Linked DNA regions of Homo sapiens: all the other regions are linked to region 6. A link is a contact called in ENCODE Hi-C or POLR2A ChIA-PET data. All regions are on one chromosome and are shown on one strand. The core of a region is the stretch at or near the end of the contact, and the rest is flanking DNA. Distances in the headings are between cores, read along the strand shown.

Region 1 (4,825 bases), core at 2,017-4,516, 1.3 Mb after region 6:
ACATAAATAGGAGAAAAATAATTCTGTAAAAATAGAAACACGGTTAAGTTGAAGCCTGCTTCTCTTCTTACACTGGATTCTGCTCAGGCATTTGTTTGCTCCTTTCCACATGCTCTTACCCTTAAAAAAACACCACTGCCCTAGTCTCTTCAGTGTGGATTAAAAACAACCACTGCCTCCTGAGGTTTTCTTCAATCCCACAATTACTATCTCCTCTGTGCAAGGAGTTATGCACTGGGGACACCAAAATGACCAAGGCTGGGTCTCAAGGGGCTCAGGAGCAAATGGGGACGTAGACAAACACCTAAATATCATGAGGGTTGTGATATAACAGTGAAGACATCCTACCTGAATCTGGCGCTAGTTCTGTGCAATCACAGAATTTTAATATTAAGGTTGGTGATCCCAACTGCCTCTTTACAAATTAGGAAAATAAGGCTCCAAAAAGTTATGTGAAATATCCAAGGTGATACAGTCATGAAGGGTTACTCTGGCTATTATAACTGGCTGTACTAGCAAACCTATTCCCCTTTTCATCAGCACTTGCTCACTGTGTAATCATCACTCCTTTCTGAATGAAGGGAGGAGAGTGGAAACGAAGAGAGTGTTATCCATATCAGAATGGGCTGACAGGCAAGTCTTGGGAGCAGAAAGTATAATAAATCACAAGTGTGTGAGACAAATTCCAAATACTAAGGAAAGGGAACTAAGTGGGTTCTTGTTGCTGAATTTAGGAATCTCTAAATTACACTTATAGCTCTGATGTAGATTATCAAAACTGACCCAAATCTACACAAATTCCTAAAGTTTCAGATAAAAGATAAAAAATTGCTTTAATGATCTTCCTAGAATCTAAAACAGCACATTTCTAAGGAGTACAATAACACCTTTTAGAATGATGCTAGGGTAAGGACTAGGAAGTCTGGAAAAAAAATTTCCTTCTGCTGTCACCTGACCTCTAAGTGGGTTTTAACACCTCATAAACAAAATACAAAGGTCTAGCCTAGAATAATTTCCTGAACCCAAAGTACAGCTGTTGTAAATATGCAAGACTGATCCTGTAGTAGCAGAATACTTGCTATAATTAGAAAGTTTATGATGAAATGTGTCATTTATAGTCTATACTTTGACCTACATTAAAATCTCTCAGTAAAGTTTATTTGTTGCAAAGTTTCAATCATTATTTCAGGTTATACATTTCCACTTACTCTTTAAATGTTTTTCCTTTGGGGAGGAAATAGCTTTTTGGGAGACAAATCTTTTGAAAATACCCTTTGGGAACATTATTTTTAAACTGGAAAGGAACTAAGTGAAAGCTTAGTTTCCTTTAAACTAAAGGAAATTTATTTAGGAGATAAAATGTTTAGCGAAACTTGTCTTAAAAAAAAAAAAAAAGAGTCTCCTGGATCAGTTAAAAATGCTTCCCAAACTAGAAATTATGATTCCTAAGTGGGGGTAGGGGCAGCTGTATTGCTGGCAAATAAACTAGATACTTTTAAAGCCTCATATGTTTTGTTTGTTTGTTGCTGAGACAGGGTCTCATTCTGTCACCCAAGCTGGAGTATAGTGGCAGTGGCAGTGGCAGGAACAAGGCTCACTGTAGCCTCGACCTCCTGGGCTCAAGGGATCCTCCCACCTCAGCCTCCAGAGTAGCTGGAGGCCACCATGCCTGGTCAGCTTTTTATTTTAATTTTTAATTGTACAGACAGGGTCCTGCGATGTTGCCTAGGCTGGTCTCAAACTCCTGGGCTCAAGTGATCCATGTAAAATAAGTGGGTCATGTCTAATATCAAGGTCTTTCAAAAGAGAAAGATAAAAATATCTGAATCCAATTGTTGTAAATCCTCTTTGAAACAAGCCCTTAGGAATAAAAGACAAAAGAGCATAAACTGCGAAATCTCTTGATTCTGGTATGTTTACAGTCTCACCCCCCTTAAGGTGAGCAATTCTCTGTATGTTCTCCAATTCTCTCATTTTTCAAGACAAGTCACAGTTTTCAAACGATAGAAATGTCCGTTTTCTTTAACTACCCTCAATAAAGAATTCCACTGAAGAGGGTCTCATAGTAATTTTAAATGCCCTATCTGAAAATACAACTTGCATTTAAATAGCACCTGCTTTTCAAAGTGGTCTGAGTTCTTAGAACCATATAAAATATAACAAGATTAAGCTGTTCTGAAAAGTTTCACTTGGTCTAATATTTTAACTCAAAATATCACAGAAAGAAGACATATTTGTAAGAGGGTTCTCCACAAAGGCATGACTCAGAGCAGCACAGTATCTTCTCCAGGAAATGGCATCCAATATGGAGAGGGGGGTGTGATGGAGGTGAAGTTTTACGTTTCTGAAAAAAGGGCTTACAATTCTTCAGCTTCCATGAAACTTAGATATTCTTGAACCACACTGTTCCCTTCAAGCCACGCTAGTGCTATCTGACCCGTCTTAAATCAATCCAGATTTAAAAGCCATTCGAAGAGCGGCGGTAAGCTAATCCGGAAATGCAATGGCTATGAACACTTTCCTGCGTCCCTCGAGGAGAACTAAGGGTGTCGTTTTGTGGAAGATGACTCTGGAGCATCACTTTGGTGGTGACCAAGACTATTAAAGTTCACTGCTGAATCACGGCCTTTACCCTGACCACCTTGTGTTGAGCTTTTAGAGGTGGGGCTGGGGCTGGACACACAAACCGAAGTGTTTCCTGCTAGTTCCCAACAATCACCCGGTTTTACTTTCTTGGTCACACCCATCACTACCTGAAATTACCTTGTTTAACTCCGTTTATTGCCCGTCTCTCTCCCTAGAACACCAACCACCCGGCGCAGGGCGCCTGTTGCACAACCCCGCAGCCCCAGGCGGCGGCCGCAGCCCTCAGGAGCCGCAGCAGGAGCGTGGCTCCGCGTTCCTCCGGCGCCGGGGCAGGGCGACCTCCACCCACTCTCCCAGGCAGGGCACTTTCCGAGGCTTCTGACGGACGCCCGTCCCTTCCCAACCCCGAGGTCGGCTCCCGGAGGCCGCAGGGCGGCCCTGGACTCGCGTGCAGCGCTTACCCATCACCTGGACCCTGCAGATGGCGCACGTATCGCACTCCACGTCCCAGCTCCACATGGCCACCGCGTTCCACTTCTTGAGGGAGAACATCTTGTCGCCTCCCGACTTGGAGCCTGAGCTCCCGGAGTGAGAGGCCAGGGCGCAGGTTTCCTCTCCGTCTTCCACGTCGGCCATGGCGGCGCCGCGGAGCCGACGGCGGAGACGTTGGCTTGGGGAAGGCGGAAGGCTAGGGCGGCTCTGTGGAGCCGCCCGACGGGCCACAGCGCCGCCCGCAGGCCGCCAGCCACCGTGGTGCCTAGACCCCGGCTGCCCACGATTGGCTGGCGCGGCACAGTGACGTCACCTGACGCCAGCGCCAGGGGGGCGGGCAGGCCCCGCCCTCGCCGTCCTAGGCCAACTGAGAGGGCTCGGGCCCTTATGGGGCGACGCCGCTGAATCTGCCTGCTGCGCTGCGGGGTGTTACGTCTGAGCAGGCGCACAGATTGTGCAGGGATATGTGTCCTGCTTTACGGCTTCATTAAACCTACTGCTCTCAGAAATTATCTTGTTAATTTATTCGTTTGTCTCTTCCCTCCCAAATGTAAAACTCTATCAGAGCAGGAAACATGTTGCTATCACCACATTATCCTCCGTATCTGCAAAATGCCTGGCCACAGGAGGCACAATTATTTGTTGAGTGAATAAATGATCTTAAAGATCTAGAAATCTGGTTCAGTGATTCTCAAAACTTTTTGGTCCCAGGACTCCTTTTCACTTAAAAATTATTAGGACCTTAAAGAACTTTTATTTATGTAGGAAATGTGTAAATATATATATATATACACACACACATATTATGTATGAATATATATACACATATACAATGAATATATGTATATTCATATATACATACATTTCCTGTATATGTATACACACATATGTAGAGATTAATGTTTGCTTTTGAAGAAATTAAAACATTTTAAAATGTATTCATTAAAAATCACAGTAGTAACCTCATTACAGGTTATCATTAGAGGGATGACTTCACATACCATGTAGTTGCTAGAAACTCCGGTGTACACTCGTAGAATGAGAGTGAAAAGAGAGAAATAGCTCTAAATATTGTTAGGCAACTAGTTTGCCCTCTTTTGACCGCTAAAAGAGGTCGGGATCCCAGGAGTCCCGGTGTGTGGCGACACAACCCACACTTATTTTTCAGGCCCCGCTCCCTCAGCTGCACAGTCTCCATTCCTTCTGCTCAGTACATTTGAGCTAGTTTAACTTCCTCTTTTTATATGTAGGACTAATGAGGTCTGAAGAAGTGAAATGACAAAGATCACATCGTTATTATAGTAGTGCTTCTACGGCTAGCCCACCATCACATGTGTTTCCAAGAAAGCCGGTATCTCCATTGAAAAGAAAACAGAAGCACAGCCAGCCTAAGGAGATGCCTGACCCCACCATCACCTAGTGGTGGACAGCTACTCTGTCAAGTTTGGATTCTGAGCCTCTCCCCATCCCCTCATTTCCTGATACCTGGGCAAAAGCTAACCAGACTAATGGAGCCTGGCAGGGGAAACAAGAATGCATTAATATACAGAAACATAAATATGGACACAGGGTCACATTTGGTTAGATGCAAATGCGTATTTGTTGAGTGGTGTGTTAAGGGCTGTGAGGGTACAGGATGCAGTGAGGGAAAGCCTCATGAGAGAGGTAGAGGATGCAGTGAGGGAAAGCCTCATGAGAGAGTAGAGGATGCAGTGAGGGAAAGCCTCATGAGAGAGGTAGAGGATGC
Region 2 (4,771 bases), core at 1,784-4,283, 1.6 Mb after region 6:
CTCAGCTTTCCCCCATCCCTCAACAGTAGCTGGGACAACAGACATGTGCCACCATCCTTGGATAATTTCTAAATTTTTTATTAGAGACGGGGTCCCACTATGTTGCCCAGGCTGGTCTCAAATCCTGGGCTCAAGTGACCCTCCCACCTTGGCCTCCCAAAGTGCTTGGATTACAGGCCTGAGCCACCACAGCCAGCCTATATAAATTAAATATAAAATTATATATTATACTTATAAGGACATTTGTGTTTATTTACATAAAGTATATTGTACGAATATGTAAAGTACTTTTAAGAATTATATAAATATCTGATAAACATATTTTATAATTAGACTTTATATAAATGCCACTGGGAAATTCTAGTAAATTAGCATATTTGGAATTTTCTGTTTTTGTCTCCTGCTATGCTTCAGCCTTATATAATAAAAACACATACATATAATGTAAATAGAGGCACTTTAGATACTTTTGATGACTGAAATGAACTTTCTTCACTTGCTTTTTAGAATTTCCTAGGTTTAGAAAAAGAAAATGAATCTATGCTCATGGTCAAAGACTGAAACAGCACAGATATGCATTAAGGTAAAAAGCAGAAGTCCCCTTCTCCATCCTAGCCTCCCCACTCCCTACAACCATACTCCCCCCGCCCCCCCAGTGCACACACAGCACACACTCTCCCTCGTCATAGGTCCCTTTTCTTATAACTTTGGAAGACTTCTACATTCTGCCTGAATAAAGCCTTAGGAGAGAAACTGTTTTTCCTCTTAAGATTATCCTTCTCTCCCAGTCCCTAGTTCCCCTACCTGGCAATCCTCATTTGTTCTTGTCTCAGTTGATGTCTTATCTGCATAGCCTTGTTCCTCTGGAATTTCTAGTTTTTGGTTTCCCATCATTACAATGTACGGTATCATGCATTTGTTCACATTTATATCTTCCCTATGAGCTCCTTGAGTACAGGGACAATCTGATTCATCTTTGTACTCCCTGCACCTGTAGGCATGACAATCCGTTGTTGGTGATGTTGAGAGTGAGCAGAGGGGAACTGGCCCTAGAGAGCGGCCTTGAGAAAGTGCCTTCGAGTTCTAAGAATGTAGGATTGCTTCACAGTTCTCTCTGCAATCTCTTAAAGATTTACTAATAAAAACACACTTTTAGGAGATTATCACTTGTCAAGTTTTGGTATAGTATCAAAGAATATCCATAATTAGCTGAAAAGGCTATTAAAAAATTCCTTCCCTTTCCAACTACCTATTTGTGAGAAGCTGGATTTGCTTTATATACTTCAACTAAAACAGCATACCACGGCTGAAGGCAGGAGCAGAGATGAAAATCTAGCTGTCTTTCTATCAAGCCAGACTTTAAAATATTTGCAAACATGTAAAACAGTACTAGTCCTCTCATTATTTTTTTGTTTTAAAAAATAGTTACTTTTAATAAAATGTTATTTTATTATTCAGTTGGATTTATCACAGTCATTTTCCATCAGTTAATAAATATTAGGTAGGTGCAATTAAAAGTAGTGGCAAAAACTGCAATTACTTTTGCATCAATCTAATAGTTCTTTACATTCTCATTTAAAATGTTGAATATGGTAAATATTGACAGAAAGAACTCAGATAAACAAAAGCTCTTTGCATACCCAATGACTGTAAGAGTGTAAGGGAGTCTAGGGACCAAAAAGTTTGAGAACTGCTGTGCTAACCAAAAAAAACAAAAAAAAACAAAACAAAAGTCAAAACAATTTTAATTAAAAATCTTAATTAAATAATTTTTCTAAGAAATTATTTAAAAATTATTTTACTCAATAAAATAAATATATATAAGCCTAAAAGGACTAAAGAGACAGTGAATAAAAATGTGATGAAACACAAAGCAGAAATCCTCAGGAGACAGATGGAGGCCAAGGAATACAGAAACATAGACACACCCACAGTCATGCAGATATGCATACTCTCCATACCTGTCCTTAATTTTCCAAGTTTGAGGCAATGACTATTTCTTGAGTTTGAACATGGCTGAAAAACCAGGCGGACCAACAGTCCGGTCCACACTATACACAGGTGAAAATTGTTCTTTGAGGTTGCTACCTACAATTTGTTTATACAATCAATCTATCATTGCTTGCATCCTTGCCTTCCAAGTCTCAAAGGTTAGCTTGATCACAGTAATCTATCCTGGATATTGCTTTTAAGTATTGGTTCACTCATTCTGGGAATGAATTTGAAAATAAGGGAAACAATTCTTGGCAATAATCTGACTTTAACTACTTCCCAGTATTTCCAGCTTAATTAAATCTTCTCTCCCTTCAATTAGTTAAGGCGATCTTACTGAAATGCACAGAAGAAAACTTAAAATGATAGTTTCCATATAAACTCTAATTCTTACAATGCAAAACGAATCTTGAAAAATCTCTTTAAATTGTTAACTAATGCACCTATTATGCAGATCTTTATAGGGCTTGTTAGTAAAATCTGGTATATTTTTATTAGTAAAGCTCTAAGACATTACAGAGAGGAGAGTTAAGTAAACCTTTTCAGTCCACATTCTTAGTGAGAACTACAAGTCACTTATTCAAAGCCACTCTCCAGGGCCAGACTGAACCCCATTTTTTTTAATCTTCTAATCAGAGGAAAAGGCCAAGAGCCCTCTTGCCAGCCCTTGGCCACGCAGCTCCTAACGTACATAATAACAACAGAATCGACAGAGCAACTTTCTCCTCCATCTATGGCAAGTTGTCTTCTATAAAAAGAAACGTAGAAATAAAACCTAACTAAAAAAAGAACGCACTGTATTAGGATACTGACCTGGAATCCTGCAAAAGTCAAACCTGCAGTCCATACTGGGCCAGCACAGGGGCCATATCAAAGTGAAATCTACTGCGCAGGTCTGTTATTCCCTGCGGAAAGTTTTCCGACAAAGGATATTTTGCTTCAGTGAGCTGGCTGTACCATCCCACACACATCTTTACAGTATATTTTCTCAAAGTCATGTTGGGTGACTACGTCAGACCTCCTCACGTGACGGGGTGTTAGAAACACACGCATCAGATCTCGAAAACAGATTACAAAACAGAAGTCCTTTATGGAGTTGAGCTGTGTCTAGGAAAAGGAAAATCCTGTTGATGTTGCCTTCTAAATGTGGCCTGAAACGGGCACAGAAAAGCTACATTTATCAGATTTTACTGCACTTAAGCTATCAGATTCAAGAAGGCATCGTGTGACAGGGGAAGCTTATTTTTTAACTGAAATTCAGGCTGTTCTAAAGGCCAACATCGGGAAGCTGCTGGAGTGCACTCAGCAGAGAGGGAGGCCAGCTTGGACAACCTCACCTATTATCTGGAAAAGGTAAACATTAGGGCCCTGGACTTGCAGTTGCGTGCACATAGGATTGTGAGAACGAGTACTGTCAGATTCATGAATGATGCAATGGGCCCAGTTAAATATTTTAGGTTGCTTGTTTGGAAAGATGAAAGGGGGAAAAGGTCCTGGGTTTCTTTTTTCTTTTTGAAATGCAGCAGTGTTTCAGGGTAGCTCGTGTGCCTTGGGTTCATCTCAGGATCAAGCTTGCCTGGGCACCTGCTTGCTTAAGAAATCTGGCAAACAGGCTTAGAGAATCTCTCTGAAGCCTTTTGAGTGCCGTGTCTCTATTTCTTGTTTTACCCAAATTCCACTGACACTCAGAGTCCCCCCCAAATATATATATATATTTTTTTTTTTTTTTTTTTGAGACGAAGTCTCGCTCTTGTCCCCCAGGCTGGAGTGCAATGGCACAATCTCGACTCACTGCAATCTCCACATCCTGGGTTCAAGCGATTCTCCTGCCTCAGCCTCCGGAGTAGCTGGGATTACAGGCACCTGCCACCATGCCCGGCTAATTTTTGTATTTTTAGTAGAGACGGGGTTTCACCATGTTGGTCAGGCTGGTCTCAAGCTCCTGACCTCAGATGATCCTCCTGCCTCGGCCTCCCAAAGTGTTGGGATTACAGGTGTGAGCCACCGTGCCTGGCCCCAAAATGTATTAATAGAAGGTATTTTTAATCTGAATGCTGTGGGGAATGATGTGTCCCAGAGTTCCCCAGGACAGGGTTCCTGTTCCCTGAAAATTTTCATTTTAGGGGTGAGCTTATCAAGAATTGGTTTCAAAAGCCAACCGTCATTTCCTTGTGAACCCAAAGGGCTGGCTGATTGAATGGAAGGTGGCTCTGTACCTCTCAGTTGATTGCTACCTCTGGGGGACGGCACAGGGAAGAGCCGTTTACATTCTGGCTTCTGAAGAAGAGTGAACCTCCAGCTAATCACAAGAATGAGTTGTCCTAAAATGGACGAGGCACCAGCTGCTGCTCTGGTGTTAAATCTAAATCCGCCTCCCCCACTGCACTGCCGCTCCCCACTCCCTGCCCCTCTGCACCCTGGGTTTCTGGGTTCTCCTGCAAGACAGTGAATCACAGCTTACATTGGTACTTCCTGGATAAATCAGAAACTGGGCAGTGAAGAGTGAATGAGATGATGCGCCTGAAAAGCACCAAGTGTGGTCCATGGCACCTGGCAGGGGGTTCAAGAAATGTCAGCTGGAATTAGCTTGAGAACTGACTGCATCTGCCTAATTGGTGGCTATGGAGGAACTGCTCATGCGGCTTATCCTTCATCCAGTATGTAGGGTGATCTTTAAAAACTACAAATGAGGCCGGGCGTGGTGGCTCATGCCTGTAATCCCAGCACTCTGGGAGGCTGAGGCAGGTGGATCACCTGAGGTCAGGAGTTCAAGGCCACC
Region 3 (4,903 bases), core at 253-2,752, 1.7 Mb after region 6:
GGAAAGTTGTTTCTGCCTCATCCTTGTTTTAGTTCATCCAGTTACGTCTATTTCTCGACAGGTCCTCTAAGTGGCTCTAAAGGGGAAAGGTGAAAATATGCCATGGGGCCCATTGCTAGGGTCTGAGGGATAAGGCTGGGAGTGGAGGAAGTGAGGAAGAAGGCCGGCCACCTACAGAACTCAGGCATTTGAGAAGATAAGCTGGATGAGCCCAGGCCACAGGAAAATTATCTTCTTGGGAACAGAGGTGGCAGATCAGGAGCCACAGATCTCCCCGCCACCCCCCAGCTACTGTCCACGCCTGTCTCCACCGCCTGAAGCCCCTCCTCCGACAGCCACAGCCAGAAGTAGAAGAGCTGTGGAACTCACATGTAGGGCTCTGTGGGTTTGGCTCTTAGAGTCAAGATGGTCACCGCCTCCAAGCGGCAGATAAGCAATGCAGGACTGGAGATAAGGGCGAGGGACAGACCATCTAGCCACCAGCCTCTACCCCCTAGAGACACCAAGAGGTGGGCAGAGAGCAAGTACTGGCCACAGGCAAAGCCAGAGCAGGCAGAGGGAGTGTATAGAACACCCTTGACATAAGTAACTCCATCTTAGCAAAAGACTCCACTTTACGTTTCAAAAGGCATCATGCCAACAGAGTCCCGATGTTCGCCTAACCAAAAAAGAGTGTATCCAACCAAATACGGGCATAAACAGGCACACTCCTTCACTATCAGTCGTCACCAGAAGACCCCCGTGGCCATAAAAAGAGCAGGACTTCTCTAGCTCTAAATGGCCGTCTTAACAGACCCTATCTTGCTGTCGCCCATGATAAACACCCGGCATCTGCTGCCTAAGGCTTTGCCCACATCAAAGACTCTTCCTTGCAAGACATTGAGGCCAGGACACCTTGTCTCTCCTGGGACTAGTTTGTTAACCCCTTTTCCTATCTATCTCCTTTGCTCTTGATGTTAAATGTTACCCTGCTTGATGTGGAATATTTAATCTACAACATTTAACATGTTGACTAAGTAGACTATTTTGTATGCTTTGCAATACTGACTTGGTGTAGTGGCTGAAGCCTGTGTGCCTATGGCTCTGACTACGGAGTGAGCGAGTGAGCGGGTAGTGTTAGGGGAATTGCCTCCTTGGGAACTCCATGTAGCTCCTGGCTTTTATGACTGGAATAGCATCAGTAAAAGTCTCACCTGGCGGAAAGACACAAACGTGGTGGACCTGGTTCTGTCTGACCCTCCTTGCTCGACTCAACGACAGAGAATGAGCTGGGAATAAGGGCAATGCACAGCCAACAGCGGAAGGGCTGTGGCCAGGCCCCTTCCTTCCTAAGTCCGGGTTTCTCTGGCTCACGAACGACCCCTGGAGGTAGACACCCGGCGACACCGCCCACCGGTCTATCCCTTCAGAAACCCTGTTCCCTGCCCGGTTGGCCCGCCTTCCGCTTTCGAAAGCAGAGGCAGTTCCGGGGTGGGAACCGCGCGGAGCTTTCTGGGAAATGTAGTCCTTGTCAAGAGGCTTCTGGGAGTCGTAGTCCCTACCTGTTCTTCCGGCGCACGGCCTTTCCGTTTTCCTGTTGCGGGTTCTATCGCTCTGCGGCGTGGGAAAGAGGCGTGCGCGTCCTTGCGTGGTCCTGCTTCGACCTGTGGTCTCTCTGGCTTCTGGTCGGGTGGGGAAGGTTTATGGGGTGGAACGTGAGAGACAGGCTTGGGCACTTTTGCGTCTGGCAGTTAGGCAGCAGGTGGTAGTTTCCATGATGGGGACGCAGGGGCAGCGCCAAAGGGCCCCAGAGAACGAGGCATCCAAGGGGGAAGGGGTGTGGGATACGAGCCGACTGAGGGGAGACGCGCCCAAAGCCGGGGACCTCACTACCCCAGAGTCGACCTTGAAAGAGCCCTCGAGTCAGACTGAGGAGATGGGCAGTATCCTCCGACAATGGAAAGCCGTTGTTCGCTTCAGGGGAGACGCGCTGTGACCCAAAAGTCATTTTACCGTCATCACTATTGCTGCAGTTCATTCAGAAGGGTTTTGGGGGAGGCCATTGAAGGCTGAGCAGCAGCCCAGGGAGAGTTGATGGGGGCTGATGGTGGGAGTGGCAGCATGGATTCAGTGGATGATGAGGGATCAGGGAGTGGGGCGAGTTGAGGATTCCCAGTTTTCTGGTGTGGGCTGTAGGCCTGTCTGCAGATACTCTCACCTAGTGGAATTCTTTTCCGTAACCTGTCTTAACTTAATGAGAGGCTTGATGGGTAAATGGTTAAAGATGCACGTGCACATCCCTTCACCAAACCATTCAGATGCTCACACTAAACCCAAAGGCCACTCGTTCACTTATGCACACAGCTCAGTTATACCTACCCTTGTGAACACACCGGTATGTAGTACACACAGCCACATAACAATTCATGATCACATACTCCTGGCATCAAACAAAGGGTAAATATATCCATCTCAGTTTAAACGGCCTCTGCTATCTTGGGCGAAGTGTGACCTCCACACAAGAAGGACCCAGGTTGACTTCCTCAGTCCTCTCTGGAAACTTCAAACAGCTCAGCCTTTATCCTTTCTCTTGGCTACATCCACCTCCTCTAAGGTCCTCTGACTCTTCCTAGTCATCTTCTGCCACTCTGGCTTGATGGGAGGGAGATAGAAATGGGCTTGAATTCAGACAAGGGCTTTGCTTATCTGAAATGTGTTTGCTGAGGTTCTTATTCCCAGAGCAGTAGCTCTGAACATAATATTTCGTGTGTGCTGAATTCTGTTGAGAATCCAAAGAAAGTTGTGAACCCTCTTCCTGGATAAACACACATCTTTACATCCACACTGTTTTGAAAGCAAAATTGAAACCCATATGTCGGGCCCTGGTTAAGAACCTCACCAGAAGATCAGAACATCAGTTTCCTGATTGCCCTCTGTCTTAGCTCATTCAGGCTGCTCTAACAAAATACCTTAGACTAGGTAATTTATAAGTAACAGAAATATATTGTTTACAGTTTTGGAGGCAAGGAAGTCCAAGATCAAGGACTGGACTGGTGAAGGCTTACTCTCTGCTTCAAAGATGATGCTTGGGGCTGGGCGCGGTGGCTCACGCCTGTAATCCCAGCACTTTGGGAGGCCAAGGCAGACGGATCACGAGGTCAGGAGATCGAGACCATCCTGGCTAGCACGGTGAAACCCTGTCTCTACTAAAAATAAAAAAAAAAATTGGCCGGGCATGGTGGCAGGTGCCTGTGGTCCCAGCTACTTGGGAGGCTGAGGCAGAAGAATGGCATGAACCCGGGAGGCAGAGCTTATAGTGAGCCGAGATCAAGCCACTGCACTCCAGCCTGGGCGACAGAGCGAGACTGTCTCAAAAAAAAAAAAAAAGATGGTGCCTTGTAGCTGTGTCCTCACATGGTGGAAGGGCCAAAGGGCCAAGTTAGCTCCCTTCAATTCCAACTCCTTTTATAAGGCCACTAAGCCCATTCCTGAGGCAGAGCCTTCATGAATTAATCACTTCCCCAAAGGTCCCATCTCTTAATACTATCACATTGGGTATTAGGTTCCAATATATGAATTTGGGGAGATCACCAATATTCTGACCATAACACCCTTTCTGCAGTCTTCAAGTGGCTCAAGAGGGGGAGAAGAATAGGGTCTCAATCCCCATAGGAGTTGGAGTGTGAGGAAGGGGCAGCCTCTTCTCCCATCCATCTGTAACCCTTAGTTATGGAGCCAGACATCAGTTATTGTTGGTCCTCCACTGGGCAGTCAGTCATTCAGCTGGTTAAAGAGTCAGTTATGTAGTCAGTTTAAGCTTGTCAGATGTTTAGTTACCTACAGTTAGTACATCAGTAAGAAATCCAGTAGGTGGCCAGGTGTGGTGGCTCATGCCTGTAATCCCAGCACTTTGGGAGGCCGAGGCGGGCAGATCACGAGGTCAGGAGATTGAGACAAGCCTGGCTAACACAGTGAAACCCCGTCTCTACTAAAAATACTATATGTATATATATATATATATATATATATATGGTGGCGGGCGCCTGTAGTCCCAGCTACTTAGGAGGCCGAGGCAGGAGAATGGCATGAACCCGGGGGGCAGAGCTTGCAGTGAGCGGAGATCACGCCACTGCACTCCAGCCTGGGCAACAGTGCGAGACTCCGCCTCAAAAACAAAAAACCAAAAAGCAACAAAAAAAGAAATCCATTAGGTCAATCAAGTGATTTGTGTGTTTAGATATTTAATCAGCCAACCAGCCAGTCAATTACTCAGGATTAACTTTTCAGATAGACAGTGGTCCATCAGGATCCATCAGTCAGAAAGTCAATTTAATGGTCAGTCTGTCAATCAGAGTGCTAGTTGTTTAAAATGCTAAACACCTGGCTCATCAGTGGGACAAAAGGGCAGCTGGGGTGAGGCCATCTGGACACAGAGCGTGTCTCTACTTGCTACAGCTGGAAAATAATGTACACAGGTGGGGAGAAGATTTGACTCCTCCTGGGCCGCCAGAGGGAGCTTTGGTTTGCTGGGAAAGAGGCCTCACGTGGTGTGGTTGACAGGGAAAGAGGAAAAGCGGCAAAACGTGGGCCAGGCGGAGTTGCCACCAGAAGGTGGTGTGGCCTTCCTTCACGTCTCCACCCTGCATACTCCATCGGCTTAACTTTAGGCTTGAAGGAGCCCACTTCTGGCCGGCTTTTGAGGAAAGGCCCCTGGAAGGACTTCCCATCCTAGGGCGTACCTAATTGAGGCATGCTTGGCTCTGAGCTGGGAGGAAGCCAGCCGGCTACCCACCAGGAGAAGGACTTGCCCTCCCTGGTTGTCAGGGGCATGCCAGCCAAAGCACCGGGCAATGGGGGAAGAGAGGGAAACTGGGGTGGGGATGCTGGGGTATGGGGAAATCAATACCATACCTGTCTGCCCAGG
Region 4 (4,707 bases), core at 1,237-3,736, 1.2 Mb after region 6:
TGTCTGGTTCTTTATGACTCTGCTGGGGTGGCAGAGGCATAAAGAGACTATAAACAACATCCAAACGAAGTTAAGTCAGTGGCAGTCAGTAAGTTCTATTCAGCAACATTTATTGCGAGCTTGCTCTGTGTGGCACCCGTCCAATGAGCACATTTCAAAGGTGAGTGACATTAAGGATTAAAGTTACTAATGAGGATACTGGATAAACCTAAGTTGCTCGGTAGAAGGTGTAGGGTGAAAGTGGACAACATACCTTGCCATGAACAAAGGATTGTGAAACACATGCTGAGAGAAAAATTGGAAATAATAATGGAAAACATTATTGAGTGCTTATTCCATGCTAAATATTTTCTGTAGTGCTTTATGTGAATTCCTCATTTGATCTCCATAGTAACCCTATGAGATAGCGTCCATTTTGCAGATTAGGAAACTGAACCATAGAGAGGTTAAATCTTGCCTAAGATCACCAACCTAAGAATCACACACAGGCTGCACCTTGTTTTTTTTTTTTAGACCGAGCCTCACTCTATCACCCAGACTGGAGTGCAGTGGCATGATCTTGGCTCACTGCAACCTCCACCTCCCAGGTTCAAGTGATTCTCCTGCCTCAGCCTCCTGAGTAGCTGGGATTACAGGCGCTCACCACCACGCCCGGCTAATTTTGTATTTTTAGTAGAGACAGGGTTTCACCATGTTAGCTAGGCTGGTCTCGAACTCCCGACCTCCTGTGATCCATCCGCCACAGCCTCCCAAAGGGCTGGGATTACAGGCGTGACCCACCATGCCTGCCCTGGCCTGCGCTTTTCACTACTACATTATTCCGCCTCTATAGAAGTAGGTGAAGTGACTTTTTCTTACCCCTCCAAGTTCCCTTCAGGATTTCTTTTCTCCCTTGTAGAGTCCCCTTCTTCCCTCTCCCCATTTGCCCAGTACTAAGTCCTTGATCTTTAGCATTCTTGCTAAAGATGTTTCCCTTCCCCTTATCCCAGTGAATTCTCCATTTTTTGCCTGTTTCAGGCTGGCTCGGCTGCTCCACACAGCAGAGGGTTCTGGGAGATGGGACCAGACCCTGGGCCATGCTCTGCAACCACCTCCCCAAGGAAATAAGTAAAGAATTGGCCTGCCATCTTTACAGCACTGTAGACCCCCTGGTGTAGTGGAAAGAGCATGAGACAGCGTGCAGGAAGGCCTTAGATTCATTCCAAATAATTTTCAGGACTAAATTCACCTCTTGGTCCTAAAGACAGAAAATGTCAGCCATGGAGCTTTGAAGGGCACCACCTCCTTGAAGAGCGGAGGTATTTCACTGAGGAGAATGGAATTAGAGGCGCACGCCAGACTTTAAGCACCCACATTCCATTGCAGCCTCCAGCTGAAAAAATTAATTGCCTGCCCTTTATGCCATTTGTCTTCTGCATGTGAACTGCCTCCTCAGAGTAGGGTGGGAGGAGAGAACGCGCCAAGCAGCGTGGAGCAGGTCCAACCACGCTGACCTCTTACAGCTGGGTTTAACTCCTGCAGTTACACAGGGCCCTGCGCCTCTGTCTCAGCAGCATCAGAACCGTCTCCTTCAGTGCATGTGACCAGAACCGCCATGCCCAGGGCTGTAGGGATTGCCCGAGTATCAGCACCTCTTAGTGGAGGGGTGTGTGGGTGTGTGTGTGTGTATGTGTTTTATCCTTTTCTGGGTTTTACCTTATTTTACTTTGGGTTTTATGGTGCCCTTTCCAGACCCACACAGTCAACACCTGGTCAGGCAAAAACCAAGTATACCCAGCATTGGGCGACATCGAACAACAGACCTCACGGGGTTTAGCACGCCTGGCAGTGCCAGTGCCCCTCCCCCATCCCCTCAGGGGCAGCGGGAAGTCCTTCTAGTACAGTAATCTCAAGCTTAGTCCCATCAGGGCCACCTGTCACCAACAGGTGTCCAGACATTGGGGAAGGTAGACACCTTAAGGTGTGATTAAGATCCCAAGCCCGTCCAGATACCCCCTACATTGTTCTTGCTGTTGGGTGCTGGCCTCTTCCATTGACCCTGTAGCTGTCACTCTGAACCGAACTGGCAGGGCCCAGGCTGGCCCTGGACAGAGTCCCAGTGTGGCTCTGGACAACCAGGAACCAGACTGTGACCTTCGCAGTGCAGAGAACATGGAGGGGCTTCTGGTGGAGCTGAGAGGGCACAGTTCACCTCTTAACAGTTTTACAAGTCCATGAAAAAGTATGAGTGTGCGCAGGTCCTTCAAGGTCAAGGACACGAGCAACCCTCCACCTCCCATTAAATCTGAAAACTTGGCAACCTCCAATTCCACTATCAAAAGAAACGGCCGTGTCTTCCCTTGGGGTGGCCGGGCCAGGCTGGATTAGCGACGCAGACGGGGAGAAAGGAGCCGGAGAGGAAGCTCCGCGATCCCGGCGCGGCCCAGCAAAAGCACACTGGCACGCCGAGCCAGAAATCGCCCGCGGATGCCTCTTCCCCCAGCTCATCACAAACCAGATCCAGTCGACAGCACAATCCAAACAGAAGAGGGAATCAGAATGTACATGTTTTGTTTGCCGTGGCAGGAGAACTGTTGAGCAGAGGAAAAAAACAAGCTGAGCTTAGCGCTATCAGCTGTTTCCTGGGGCTCTCTCCTTCCTTCCTCCGAGGGGGGCCTGGCCGCTTTGTTCTCGTTCCCAGCTGCTCCTCTGCGCCTTTAAGCAGTGGCCTTTGCAGACCTCGGAGGAATGCGGCCCTGGGACCCCAGGGGACTTAGCTCGAGGCTCCGCCCGCCCCGCATGCTCGGCCCCAGGCCGCAGAATCAGGAGCGCCGCAGTGTCGCGCGGAGGCCGCTCCTGCCCCTGGCTTCTCAGGGCTCGCTTTCTGCCGCCACTTCCTGGGCGGGGAGGGCGCATCCCATCAGAGGCGGCTTCCTGCTCTCCCTGACACCCCTGGAAGGACACCCATTTCACAGAGCCCACACAGGGAGCCCAAAAGAGGGGTCGTCACAATAACACTTTTTGCAGGCATAGAGTCTGGGGTGAAATGGCTCCCACACTGGCGTTGGTTTGCTGTAGTTCAGATCCCAGCTCTACCAGTTATAAGCCGGTCACCCACAGCCGCTTACTCAACCCCTCTGAGCCTCAACAGTTCTTGCCTTATGGGACTGTGACGAAGATTAAAACGATAAAACAGATTGGGTGTCGACCCAAAACCTGGCGCACAGCAGGCCTGCTACCACAGTATGTATTAGCGGCTGTTGTTACCATGCCTGGGTTCTGGTTGTCTCAGGCAGGACAGCTACACAAGACTCCATCAGACTGAAAGGCAGGGCCTGGCACATGGTCAGAGATCAATAGTTCCCGTTCTTTCACTTGAGCGTGTTCTTCAGTGGTTTCATGTGCTATGAATCTCTCTGGCAGCAGGCTGAGGCATACTTTCCACGGTGCCTCTAAGATGCTCAGAAGAAAACCACAAATGAAACCCCACACAGCTGTGAGGAAGCAAGACAACTGTGAGTGTCTGCTTGGCTCAACCCAGATGCAAGCTGCTCACCCACTGCCCACTGCTGCAGCCTTGGGGTCCCGCTGGCTCCCTGTGCCTCGCAGAGAACAAAGCACAGCTGCAGAGGTCACCTGAGCAACTACAGTGCCTGTCAGGTGAGGCAGAAACAATTGCAACAGCGGGGATTGTGACTGAAGGTCTGGAGCTTCTTGTACAATCATTTCTTGAGTGCCTACCAAGTGGCTGACCCTCGGCTAGGCATTTATCTACTTTGTTTCTTAATCTTCTCATCAACGCTAAAGGCAGGCAGTATTAAGCAGGCTCAGAGAAGCAGTCTGACTTGTGTAAGATCATGTGCAGGGCTGTGGCCAACCCATGAGTACATTTGTGCCAATTAGAAGGCACTCCAAATGTCTTGGTGCGTGGAGCAAACCAGCCTCCCATGTGACGTCAGCCCCCACTCTCCCATGCAGGGAGTCAGCCTGCACATCTGTACACAGCAGCCAGAGTAAGTGGCAGAACCAGGATTCAAATGCTCAAGCTCCTTTCTCCTTGACCTGCAGGACTATATTTCATCAGCTGCGCATGATCTAAATGAATGCTCTGAGCTTCTAACATGTGTCTATATTAGATTAGATGACACGGCAACCATTAGGTCCCTGAACTGTATCATGTCACATGACAGCCCCCTCCTGCCGCATCCTGCAGACCCCCTGGCCCAGCCTCTCCTTATTCCCGTGACTCCATTAGACAATGTGCAAGCCCACAGTTCCCTGAGTCCTCTGCTTCCCTCCCAGCCTTTCTGTGCTCATTCTAACTCCTTCTCTTTGATGTAATTCCAAGGCTATTTTTTTTTTTTAACATAGAGCAGAGTCTCGCTTTGTTGCCCAGGCTGGTCTCCATCTGCTAGGCTCAAGTAATCCTTGTGCCTTGGCCTCCCAAAATGCTGAGATTACAGGCATTAGCCACCACACCTGGCCCCAAGATTGATTTTGTCACTTCCCTGCTAAAAACCTTTCATCGGTTCCCCAGCACCCTTGCCAATAGGTTCAAACTCCCCTTGTGCAACTCCTCCAGCCCCTAGGGCCTGGTGTCTGCTAAACTCTCTAGTTGTATCGTTAGTCACCCCTCCCACCTCATGACTCCACACTGCAGCCAGCTGCAAAGCCACTCTGTTCTGCGACTGAGCCTCAGGCCTTGTGCTGCGAGGCCTTTATGCCAGG
Region 5 (4,988 bases), core at 1,981-4,480, 1.1 Mb after region 6:
AAAAAAATTTGCAAAATGACAAAAGGCTGTTTTTCTTAAAAAAAAAAAAAAAAAAAAAAAAGCTGTTACCAAAAACTGTAAGGTTTTTTTTTTTGAGATGGAGACTTGCTTTGTCGCCCAGGCTGGAGTGCAGTGGTGCGATCTCAGCTCACTGCAACCTCCACCTCCTGGGTTCATGCAATTCTCCTGCCTCAGCCTCCCAAGTAGCTGTGATTACAGGCAGGTGCCACCACACCCGGCTAATTTTTTTTTTTTTCATTTTTAGTAGAGACAGGGTTTCACCATGTTGGCCAGGCTGGTCTTGAACTCCTGCCCTCAAGTGATCCACCCACCTCAGCCTCCCAAAGTGCTGGGATTACAGGTGTGAGCCACCGCGCCCGGCCCCAAAAATGTAAGGTTTTAAAAGAGATAACACAGGTAAAAATAGCCTCAGTGCTGATGAAGGTATGAGACACCACTACATACCGTTGGGAGTATAAATTGTTAGAAACTTCCTGGAAAGCACATGAAAACAAGTTTTCAAAATGTAAAAAGTACATATGAATGGCCTAGAAATCCCATCGGTATAAATATATACCAAGGAAATAAATGTGCAAAAATGTACATGAAAAGGGTGAATATAGGGAAACCTGTCTAAAAATCTTTAGTAACATGGAAAGATGCCCACAATATACTCAGAATATAAAACAACACTTTATGATCCTTTTGTTTTAAAAAAAATGTTATACACAATTCAGTAACATATATACCAGAATGTTAATAGTATCTCTGAGGTATGATGACATCTGGCAGCAAGCCCATACAGTCCCTTCAAGAGAATTAAAAAAAGAATCCTTCCTGGCAGACATATCCCCAGAGGCACAGAGCTCTCCAAACTGATCCTGCCTTTGCAAGAATTAGAACAAGGTGCCCCTTCTCTAGGCAGACCCAACCATGGTCTAGGATACACAGCCTGGCAAGCTGAATATGGATTTCGGCCTCCTCTCACGACTCCCTCACATATCCTTAGAGGGATACCCTTACATTGGGACAGGATTATGGTTAATTTTCACCTATATATGCCATTCTTCACTGACTTACTATTATTACAATAAACAAAAAATTTACTGATAAGAGTAATACTTATCGATTTTGAAGAGATTGACTTAATCCTTCCAAAATGAATCCCAACTTCACTTGTACTAGTTTTACAGTCCTTACACATTGCTCTCTATTTATTTGTGCATGTTATCTATTTAAATGCATTGACTCAATAAAATAAAATCTCTACCCTAGGTCATACAATACAAAGGTTGAAGAGCACTATCTGCAGTAAGAAATGTCATTCTAACACAAAGTGGAGTTACTCCGTTCTGGAAATGAGGAAGCACTGGGGAAGGGAGAAAGGGAGGAAGGTAGCCTATCAAAATTAATCTCTCTCCACCACTCAAAAATTTCTTCAGCAAAAAGTTAGTACACTCTAGAAACAAGCAATTAAGCTTTATAAATGTTCATCTTTTGTTCCCATGTAAGTCTGGATGCAAGATTTATTTCTTCATCACACTAGTGGGTTCCCAAAAGAAAACAGCAATTTAAATAAAAATCATGAGTGATTACCATGCAGTTAGGCAAGGCATCTGTAAAATAATACAACCGCTGGACTAGGATTAAAGGAGAACTGGGTTCTTTTCTTGGCTTTGTGGCATATGTAATTTTACACAAGGCAAAAATCACAACCTCTCTGGGTCTCATTTTTCTCATCTCTAAAGTGGGGGTTGGGCTAAAAATCCTCCAAGGCCCCTTTCAGCTTGTGATAAGACTTCAAGTCGCCTTTTCACCCTGAAGGAGTCCATTTCAGTCTGCACCAACAGTTTATTTTCTGAGTCACAGCTTATTTCTCCATGCTTATCCTAAAAATGTTGTGCCCAAATAGTTCTAAGCTCTCGAGATTTATTCCCACTCAGAAAGAAATGGTCTTTCAAGACCCACTAACAAAATGTTTCAAAAGGATTTAAAAAGGTAAAATTAGTTTACTTAAGTATAAAGGCAAAAAAAAAAAAAAGCTCTAGCCTGCATTCAGAGATTGATACAATTTTAGGAAAAAAAGGCATCCTAAAGCTACTCTACACGGTAGATGGTTTAAATATATTAAAACAAAGAGCTCACGCATAGAAAAAATCTGCTAACATACAACCATCACTCTCCTGTTTTGAAGACACGGGAAAAAAAAAAAAAACCTGTGTTGTTCAGACAGGATTTACTTTCCCCAAAGAAGCAAATTTGTAAGGAAGAAAACCTCTGTAATTAAAAAGGAATCCGGGAGGAACCAACCTTTTTAAGGGCCTTTTCACTGTCCAAATTCAAGTGCATTTTCTTGTACAATGTACTTCTGTGATTAACTCACCGCTACACGTTTAAGCAACCCACACCCACACTTAACACTCAGTCGCACTCTTCCGACCGGTCGGGGTGGCAGCGTGGACGAGTCACAAGATAGCGGCGGGAGTGGAAATTTCCTCTCCCCTGGAGTGGGGCAGGGTCTGGCTTCTCCGAACCGCTCAGCGGGCCGGGCGCCTCCGCCAGGGCCTCTCGGGCCGGAGCGCTCCGTACAAAGGAGGCCCGGGGGCTCGGCTCCTGCACTCTCGGGGCCCGGCTTCGGGCAGGGGTCCCCGGCTTCCGGCGCCGCGCCGGGCGGGAGGCCCGGGCAGCACGTGCGCCCCGCTCCCAGCAGGGAGGGAGGAACCAGCGCGGCCCGGCCGGGCTGCCCGCGGGCCCCGCTGCTTCGGGAGCGAGCTGCGGCCAGTCCGGCCGGCCCGGGGAGCAATGAATGGGGCCGCACTGCGCCGCCGCCGCCCGGGTTAGGGTCGGGCGGTCGGGAGCCCCGGCGCTGGGAGCCGCCTCCCGCCTTTCCGTTCCCACCAGACCGCGCCCGGCGCCCCCGGGACCGAGGCCGGCCCCGGACGCCCAGCTGCTGCCCGCTCACCCCAGCTCTTGGCGGTGCGCCCCAGGAATTCTCCGGTGGTCGGGTTGTAGATGAAGAGCTTCCACTCGGCCAGGCTCTGGTTGAGGGACTTCTTCTCGTTCTTCGTCATGGTGTGCGCGCGGACGGCGAGAGGAGCTGCGGCCGCGGGGATGGAGGCGGCGAGGGCTGCGGAGGCGCGTCCCGGCTCCGGCGGCGCAGCCCGGAGACGGCAGTGAAGGGTGGGACGGCCGAGAACACCTCCTCGTTACGGGGAGTACTCGAGCCGACTGCGCCGCGCCGCGCCGGGCGGCCGCTTGGGCCGCGGGAGCCTGACGTCTCCGCCCGCCGCAGCCAATCCCCGCGCCGCTCGGCCCGCGCCGCTGCCGCCTCCCGCCAGCGGCCGGGGCGCTGCCTGAGGCGGCGAGGGCGCCCCACCCCGCCCCGGCCCCGCCCCGCAGTAGCCTCGGGGGCTCCCTCAGCCTGGGTCAGAGGAAGCGAGAAGAAAGTCTAAAAATCCGAAGGTTTAGTCGCACGCACGTTTATAATAATAGCAAAAGGCGGGCGTCCCCGCGCCGCAGGTTGCTTAGGAGGAGGACTGGGTTTCCTGGGCGTTCCTGGGCGCCGGGGCGCTGAGAAGATGCTACCCGCGGCGGGCGGGTGCGGAGAGCACGAAAACGACTCCAGTCGGCCCGCGGCTTCCTCTCTGAGGGAACTTAATCGTCCCCTCCCCGAACTGCCTCCCCGACCGTCCCCAGGCGTTCTCTGGGCTCTGTGACGTTCCTACAGGACGCTCTCTGGGCTCTGTGACGTTCCTACAGGACGCTCTCTGGGCTCTGTGACGTTCCTACAGGACGCTCTCTGGGCTCTGTGACGTTCCTACAGGACGCTCTGCGGGGGATCGCGCGGGGCTCCCACAATGTACACGGTGCACTGCTGTTCTGAGAACGTCCTCGCTTGGCTCCCTTGAAGGGTTCAACCGGGAGCCTCGGGTCAATGGGAATTCCGTTCTAAATATGCCAGTGAATGGAGTATAATTTTTCTCGGGATTCAGTTGAATTTATCAATGAAATCTAAATACGTGCTTTCCCAAGGGTCCTGGCAACTGAAAGCTCCCAGCTTTTGCCCAGACGCTCCTACTCTTAACCCACAGGAAAGGAACACTCGTTGGAGGGTCCACGCCTGTGTAGTGTCGCCGGCTTTTCATCTCCCCTGTAGAGATCGCGGCCCTTGGGCGGAGCTGAGGGTGCCGGTAGCGTTTTCCTCCGCGAGATGGAGCTGACGAGTACGGGAGGGGGGGTGCCCTCAGACTCAGCGACAGGATAAAAGACTTTATAGGAATTTGCACAGAAGGTGCGGGGTGGGGGAGGTTGTTGTTGTTGTTGTTTATTTATTTATTTTTAGAAAAAAGCTCTGCCTCCGTTTTATTAGCAAATAAAAATTATGGAGAAATGTAATAGCCATCTTATTGTTTGGAGTGATGAATTATAATCTGTCTGGAAGTTTAAACAGCCTGCAAATGGATGAATTTTCCTTTTTCCTCACTTTTCTTACCAAAGCAAGAAATAATGAATTATACCTCCCACAAATGGAAAAGTGGTAAAATATATTCCTATAAAGTGCTTTTTTCACGCTTAAAAAAGCTAAATTTATAATTATGACATTGAAAATAACCAAAATCCATTTACGTTTTGAGCTAATGACACCAAAAGATTTGTAGAAGCATGTTGGAGAGTTTGGCATGAAATGAGTATTAGAAATAGCAAAGCACCATGCAAGCAGACTGGAATGCACTTCTTTAAATCATAGGCAAGATTGAAAGAACTAAAGAATGTTACCTGCCGGGCGCGGTGGCTCACGCCTATAATCCCAGCACTTTGGGAGGCCGAGGCAGGCGGATCAGGAGGTCAGGATCGAGACCATCCTGGCTAACGCGGTGAAACCCCGTCTCTACTAAAAATACAAAAAAATTAGCCGGGCGTGGTAGCGGGCGCCTGTAGTCCCGGCTGCTCGGGAGGCTGAGGCAGGAGAATGGGGTGAACCCAGGAAG
Region 6 (4,616 bases), core at 1,912-4,411:
GTGCACAGGGGTCTCTTCATTAGGGACAATTATGAATAAAGGTAAGTCATTCAAGTACATACACATACATAAAGTATCATTTTAAAACTAGAAGCCAGGCACGGTGGCTCACGCCTATAATCCCCGCACTTTGGGAGGCCGAGGCGGGGGGGGGGGGTCACAAGGTCAAGAGGCCAACAGATGAAACCCCATCTCTACTAAAAATACAAAAATTGGCCAGGCGCCTGTAGTCCCAGCTACTCGGGAGGCTGAGGCAGAAGAATTGCTTGAACCCAGGAGGCAGAGGTTGCAGTGAGCTGAGATTGCACCACTGCACTCCAGCCTGGGCGACAAGGCAAGACTCCCTCTCAAAAAAAAAAAAAAAAAAAAAAAAAAAACACCCCAACTAGAAGACCTGTAGAGGTTATCTAATTTAATCTTTTTATAATTAAGAAATGTTAATAATTTTGCCATATTGTACATTTAAAATTAACATTTTCCCAATGTCTAGAAATATAATAAGCATCCCTATCCATATTAACGGGAATGTAACTACCAAAGAAAACGACGAATCATGAAACAGAAGTATCTGTTCACTCCATCTGTATTGTAAAATATAAGCCACTCATCTGTTCTTTCCAGAGGAAAGGAAATCAAACCAGATATCAAAGGCTAGAAATTCTAAATACTGTAGTATTAGCCAAAATGATCTTACAATTTCTCTAATAAATTATGTGTTAGAAATAAAAAGCAGGGAAGCAGGGCGGGGCACGGTGGCTCACGCCTGTAATCCCATCACTTTGGGAGGCTGAGGCGGGTGGATCACGAGGTCAAGAGATCGAGACCATCCTGGCCAACATGGTGAAACCCCGTCTCTACTAAAATACAAAAAATTAGCCGGGCGTACTGGCGGGCGCCTGTAGTCCCAGCTACTAGGGAGGCTGAGGCAGGAGAATCACTTGAACCCGGGAGGCGGAGGTTGCAATGAGCCGAGATTGTGCCACTGCACTCCAGCACTCCAGCCTGGGCGACAGAGCGAAACTCTTTCACAAAAAAAAAAAAAAAAAAAAAAAAGAAATAAAATAAATAAAAAGCAGCTATCTGGGCAGTCATTATGACAGCTGATGACTTAGATTCCAAATCACAGGATTAAAATTTATCCTGACATTTTGAAAGCTAAGAACTTTTGATTTCCTCTAAAAACAAAAAGAGGGGAAAGAAATTAAGATTTATTATGTACTTCATAGACATTATCTCATTTGATCCTTATATCAACCATGTAAAAAAAGAATTATATCTACATTACAAATGAGGGAATTGAGGCTCCAGAGTTTAAGCAATCTGCCTTATTATCGCAAATATAATTAATTACCAAGTCAGGATTTGAACCCAAATCTCTTGTTAACAAAATTCATAATCTTCCCACTACATTATGCAGCCTCCAAATTAGTTAAGATATTCTGATTCCTTTCACAGACATCAGTAAGAAATCTGCTAATAGCATCAAGAGATTATAATCTAAGGCAATATAAACAGAAAAGATTACTGGATAATCCAATAATTTATTTATTGAGAACAGCCATACATTCAGTCATGAGAAGCACTATTTTAGAAGGAAGCCTGAACACAGACATTGAAATGTTTTCAATGTATCCAAGACCTCAAGTAGGGAATACTTAAAATATTACTTTGAGAAGAAACAAAAATTGTGAGGCTTATGCACGACTTGTTATGAACGTAGCTAGCTTTAGTAATAGCTCCCTAACGGTATGTTCTTGTCAGGAGTCTGTTGAGAAGAGTTGGTAGAGCTCGCCCCCAAAGAGAGGGAGACGAGAAAATGTACTGAGGAGGGGGAAAAAAAACTGACACAATACCTTGTAAAGAAGCCGAAACTGGCCCCTCACCAAAGTTTCTATGTAACTAAACGATGTCTGTTAAGACCATTACTAATTATGAATTAATTATTTTGGTGTACATCGTTCACCAAATGGCATAAACAGTCGGATTAGAGAAAGCAAGTAGAAAACGAGTTATGATGTTTCTCAGAACTGTAAACGCAAGCTTCTCTCCTACCGTAAATTTAACTTTCTAATAGCCGATTTACAGTCACACACTCTTTAAGATTTAACAGTCCCTAGCACCTGAAAGTGTTACACAGCTTCTTGCATCAGCATCGGAAAGTTTAACTACCTCGTGGCAGTACCAATTACTTTTAATATATTCGAGACCAGAAACCCAAACCAAAAAACGATTAAATGTCCCGCCCAAGATGGCAACTAAGAACCCAACCGTACTAATGCTTAACTACTACCACAGCTCACTGGTTTCACAATACGTGCCCAGGGTTCCCTGTAAACACAAATGCAATTTACTAATCGTATGTAGCTTACAAGTCTACGGAGCTTCTCTTTTCACTGTTTCTTCAACATAAAGAAAGAGACCACGAGTCCTCTACCCTCAAAAGTGCTTTTTACTTCCCGTTAAGGTAAAGACCACGTGTAGACTGTACATTAACCTTGGCTATGCAGCACTGCAAAGGAGAGCTGCTCCCGCCTCTGCATTTCCCACTCCGTGTCTTTGCCCTAGTGGTCCTCCCCTCACAGCTGGCGACCCTAGAGGTTATTCATTCCTTGGAGGGAAACTGAGGGAGGCCGGAAGTGAGTGAGATCCAAAACCGAGAAAAAAGCAGCAGACATTTAAGCACCGGGAAGCGATTCCCGCCTCTCTCCCAGGCGCTGTCTGGCGGCCTCAGGGCGCAGGAAGCTGAGATACAGGAGAGCGTTTTCACTGCTTCAGACCTCAATCTGAATTCCTGATTTCACTCCAATGCCAAGCGCGGGCCGAAGCACTCACGCCTCCACCCACTGGGCACGCCAGTCTCGAGCTGAATCCCGGCTGGGACTATGGGGAGATACCAGGCCTCTCAACCTGCGCACAACGGTGCGGCGGCGCCCGGGCCTACCGTCGCGACTAGAATGCAGACCCCAATCCCAATCGCCTCTCACAGGCCAGAAGCGTCTGTGGGCCCCAAACGACAGTGGTAGATCCGCTGACTTACGAAATTTTGTCAGAAATTACCTTTGAACTGGCCTTCTGAGATCCGCCTGGCGTTTTGTCCGCCATCTTGAGCTTTGCCCCTCCTTCGGCGGCGGCAGCAGCACGGGCGAGTCGAGCACCGAAAGAGCGGATCTCAGTGAAGCCCGCCAGAGGCGCCTGCAAGGCTGAATAGTCGACTGTCGAGATAGCGACCTTAGGGGCAGCCGCTCACGTGACTTCCGGTGTCAGTAATTTCCTCAGCCGCGCTCACTCCGCTAGTTTTCCTGGGAGTCACGGTGCTTGGTCGCGTTATTGGGTCCGGGAATTCAGAGAATCAGGGCCAGCTGATACTTCACCCTCTTATCCCAACGCCAACCCTTGATAGATGCGAACCAGTCGTATTTCCTTTGTGGGAAAGGAGTCGCTTTTTAAAGACGTGCACTGGCCATCTAGGGAGGAGCTTTTACTTCAACTCAAAATAGGACTGGAGCTGACTGGTGACCTGGCGCTCGATGGACGGAAACGCTGTTCTTGCCGCTTCGGCAGCTCCCATACTGGTGGGAGAGGCAAACTTGCAGTCTGCTCATCTTAAGATGGTGAATGTTGAGATAGGGTTGCTCCCGAAAAGCCGAGAAGAGGAGCCGTTTGACCCAACTTGAGGGTGATCCGATAGACACTCTTTAGGGCGTCTGCAGAGTGGGTGCGCGTGGAGACAGTCAATAAGAGAAAATCGTAAATACAGATGGTATTCTAAATCTAGCATGCATGTAAAGTTGTGTGACATTTTAAAGATTACATTTTACACTTTAGTATTGTTTTCATTTTTAATCACATAAATGGGGGAACACCATATTAAACTTTTCTGAACTTAGTACTTTTTTAAAAAGTTCTTAATCAGGGCCTAGATTCAAAGACGGAAAGCTTGCTTGAGAAGGCCATGCCCGAATCAGGCCAGGCAAGGAAAGAAAGGACATTCCAGACAGAGGGAGTAATTGAGGTAAAAGCCTGTGGCATGAATCAGTACAGCCGATCGTGCAGGTCACCTAAAGCAGTCGTTTTATTAGACCAGGTGTGGGGAGGGACGTGGTTGGACAGGGGTGCGGGTGCAGGTTCACACAGCGCCCTGAGGTCACCATCGTGCTTAGGAGTTAGAATTCTGTTCTCAGAATGAAGATCGGCCTTTAACAAGGTTGAAATGGTCAGATTTTTATTTTAAAGTATTGCTCTGAGGACTAGGGTGGGAGTGGAGGGCGTTTGTGGACCTCTCCCTAAATCATTTATTCAAAATATTTTTGAGCCCCGTTTTGTGTGTAAAAGCCTGCCCAAAGTGTTGTAGGGCTTACAGAGACAGACAAACATGCACTGTCTTCATATGATTTAAAACTTAATGAGAAATGGAGGAGACAAGGAAACCGCAAACTGACACTATGCATAATTAAATTGATGCTGCAAGGAAGGATCAATAGCTGAGGGACCTCTGAAAGAAGTAATTAATTCTGAGAGTAGGAGTGAGGAAAAGAGACGGGGCGGGGCAGGGGGGGGGGTGGTCATAGAGAAGAAAGCATTTGAACCAGCTCTGAAGAAGTAGAATTTTGTTGAAT

The links. Hi-C counts contacts between places; a loop is a spot of excess contacts on that map. ChIA-PET counts read pairs that join two places held with the same protein, here RNA polymerase II (POLR2A). Pooled maps may share reads with other maps.
Region 1: a loop to region 6 is called in a map of B cell, with 22 times the contacts of the local background. The contact joins the promoter of RNF7 here to the promoter of U2SURP in region 6. A Hi-C loop is called at or near these places in 5 of 168 maps with a recorded cell type or tissue (B cell, CD4-positive, alpha-beta T cell, CD4-positive, alpha-beta memory T cell and 2 more), 6 of 37 single-sample maps with no recorded cell type and 17 of 50 pooled maps. POLR2A ChIA-PET finds 5 or more read pairs at or near these places in 3 of 52 experiments (CD8-positive, alpha-beta memory T cell, activated B cell and activated T-cell).
Region 2: a map of prostate gland shows a loop between it and region 6 (7-fold over the local background). The contact joins the enhancer-like site here to the promoter of U2SURP in region 6. A Hi-C loop is called at or near these places in 1 of 168 maps with a recorded cell type or tissue (prostate gland). POLR2A ChIA-PET finds 5 or more read pairs at or near these places in 1 of 52 experiments (HepG2).
Region 3: a loop to region 6 is called in a map of B cell, with 17 times the contacts of the local background. The contact joins the enhancer-like site here to the promoter of U2SURP in region 6. A Hi-C loop is called at or near these places in 3 of 168 maps with a recorded cell type or tissue (B cell and CD8-positive, alpha-beta T cell) and 11 of 50 pooled maps. POLR2A ChIA-PET finds 5 or more read pairs at or near these places in 1 of 52 experiments (Panc1).
Region 4: a loop to region 6 is called in a map of CD4-positive, alpha-beta memory T cell, with 11 times the contacts of the local background. The contact joins the enhancer-like site here to the promoter of U2SURP in region 6. A Hi-C loop is called at or near these places in 1 of 168 maps with a recorded cell type or tissue (CD4-positive, alpha-beta memory T cell) and 9 of 50 pooled maps. POLR2A ChIA-PET finds 5 or more read pairs at or near these places in 1 of 52 experiments (CD4-positive, alpha-beta memory T cell).
Region 5: a map of CD8-positive, alpha-beta T cell shows a loop between it and region 6 (16-fold over the local background). The contact joins the promoter of ATP1B3 here to the promoter of U2SURP in region 6. A Hi-C loop is called at or near these places in 5 of 168 maps with a recorded cell type or tissue (CD4-positive, alpha-beta memory T cell, CD8-positive, alpha-beta T cell, ascending aorta and 1 more), 5 of 37 single-sample maps with no recorded cell type and 18 of 50 pooled maps. POLR2A ChIA-PET finds 5 or more read pairs at or near these places in 1 of 52 experiments (A673).

What each region holds. Positions count from the first base shown.
Region 1 is chr3:141,736,739-141,741,563 of GRCh38, reverse strand. It overlaps RNF7 (ring finger protein 7), which reads right to left and starts at 3,266. Exons shown (of 3, transcript NM_014245.5): 1 at 3,048-3,266. The coding sequence starts at 3,222. RefSeq lists enhancers at 2,115-2,793, 2,994-3,233, 2,794-3,473, 3,584-3,633, 3,674-3,723 and silencers at 2,794-2,973, 3,234-3,493.
Region 2 is chr3:141,430,278-141,435,048 of GRCh38, reverse strand. All of the region lies in intron 5 of ZBTB38 (zinc finger and BTB domain containing 38), which reads right to left. Among named protein-coding and RNA genes, the nearest start is that of RASA2, 54 kb to the left of the region's middle. Within about 2 kb of position 3,033, at least 9 of the 41 ENCODE cell types and tissues checked have a DNase peak (open chromatin) inside an H3K27ac peak, as active enhancers do; they include prostate gland, where a contact is called at or near this core.
Region 3 is chr3:141,308,395-141,313,297 of GRCh38, reverse strand. LOC124909441 (a long non-coding RNA gene) reads right to left here. Exons shown (of 4, transcript XR_007096119.1): 2 at 4,891-4,903; 3 at 1,542-1,661. Among named protein-coding and RNA genes, the nearest start is that of ZBTB38, 58 kb to the left of the region's middle. RefSeq lists an enhancer at 1,469-1,658. Within about 2 kb of position 1,502, at least 29 of the 41 ENCODE cell types and tissues checked have a DNase peak (open chromatin) inside an H3K27ac peak, as active enhancers do; they include B cell, CD8-positive, alpha-beta T cell and Panc1, where a contact is called at or near this core.
Region 4 is chr3:141,795,415-141,800,121 of GRCh38, reverse strand. The region is part of intron 4 of GRK7 (G protein-coupled receptor kinase 7); the gene reads right to left. Among named protein-coding and RNA genes, the nearest start is that of GRK7, 34 kb to the right of the region's middle. RefSeq lists enhancers at 2,443-2,562, 3,233-3,292. Within about 2 kb of position 2,486, at least 32 of the 41 ENCODE cell types and tissues checked have a DNase peak (open chromatin) inside an H3K27ac peak, as active enhancers do.
Region 5 is chr3:141,874,885-141,879,872 of GRCh38, reverse strand. ATP1B3 (ATPase Na+/K+ transporting subunit beta 3) reads right to left here and starts at 3,230. Exons shown (of 7, transcript NM_001679.4): 1 at 2,963-3,230. The coding sequence starts at 3,071. RefSeq lists silencers at 2,436-3,005, 3,276-3,405, 4,276-4,335.
Region 6 is chr3:143,000,115-143,004,730 of GRCh38, reverse strand. U2SURP (U2 snRNP associated SURP domain containing) reads right to left here and starts at 3,161. Exons shown (of 28, transcript NM_001080415.2): 1 at 3,058-3,161. The coding sequence starts at 3,102. PAQR9-AS1 (PAQR9 antisense RNA 1) reads right to left here. Exons shown (of 5, transcript NR_125393.1): 5 at 3,641-3,704. LOC100289361 (a long non-coding RNA gene) reads left to right here and starts at 3,264. Exons shown (of 1, transcript NR_034032.1): 1 at 3,264-3,886. RefSeq lists enhancers at 2,800-3,449, 2,724-3,723.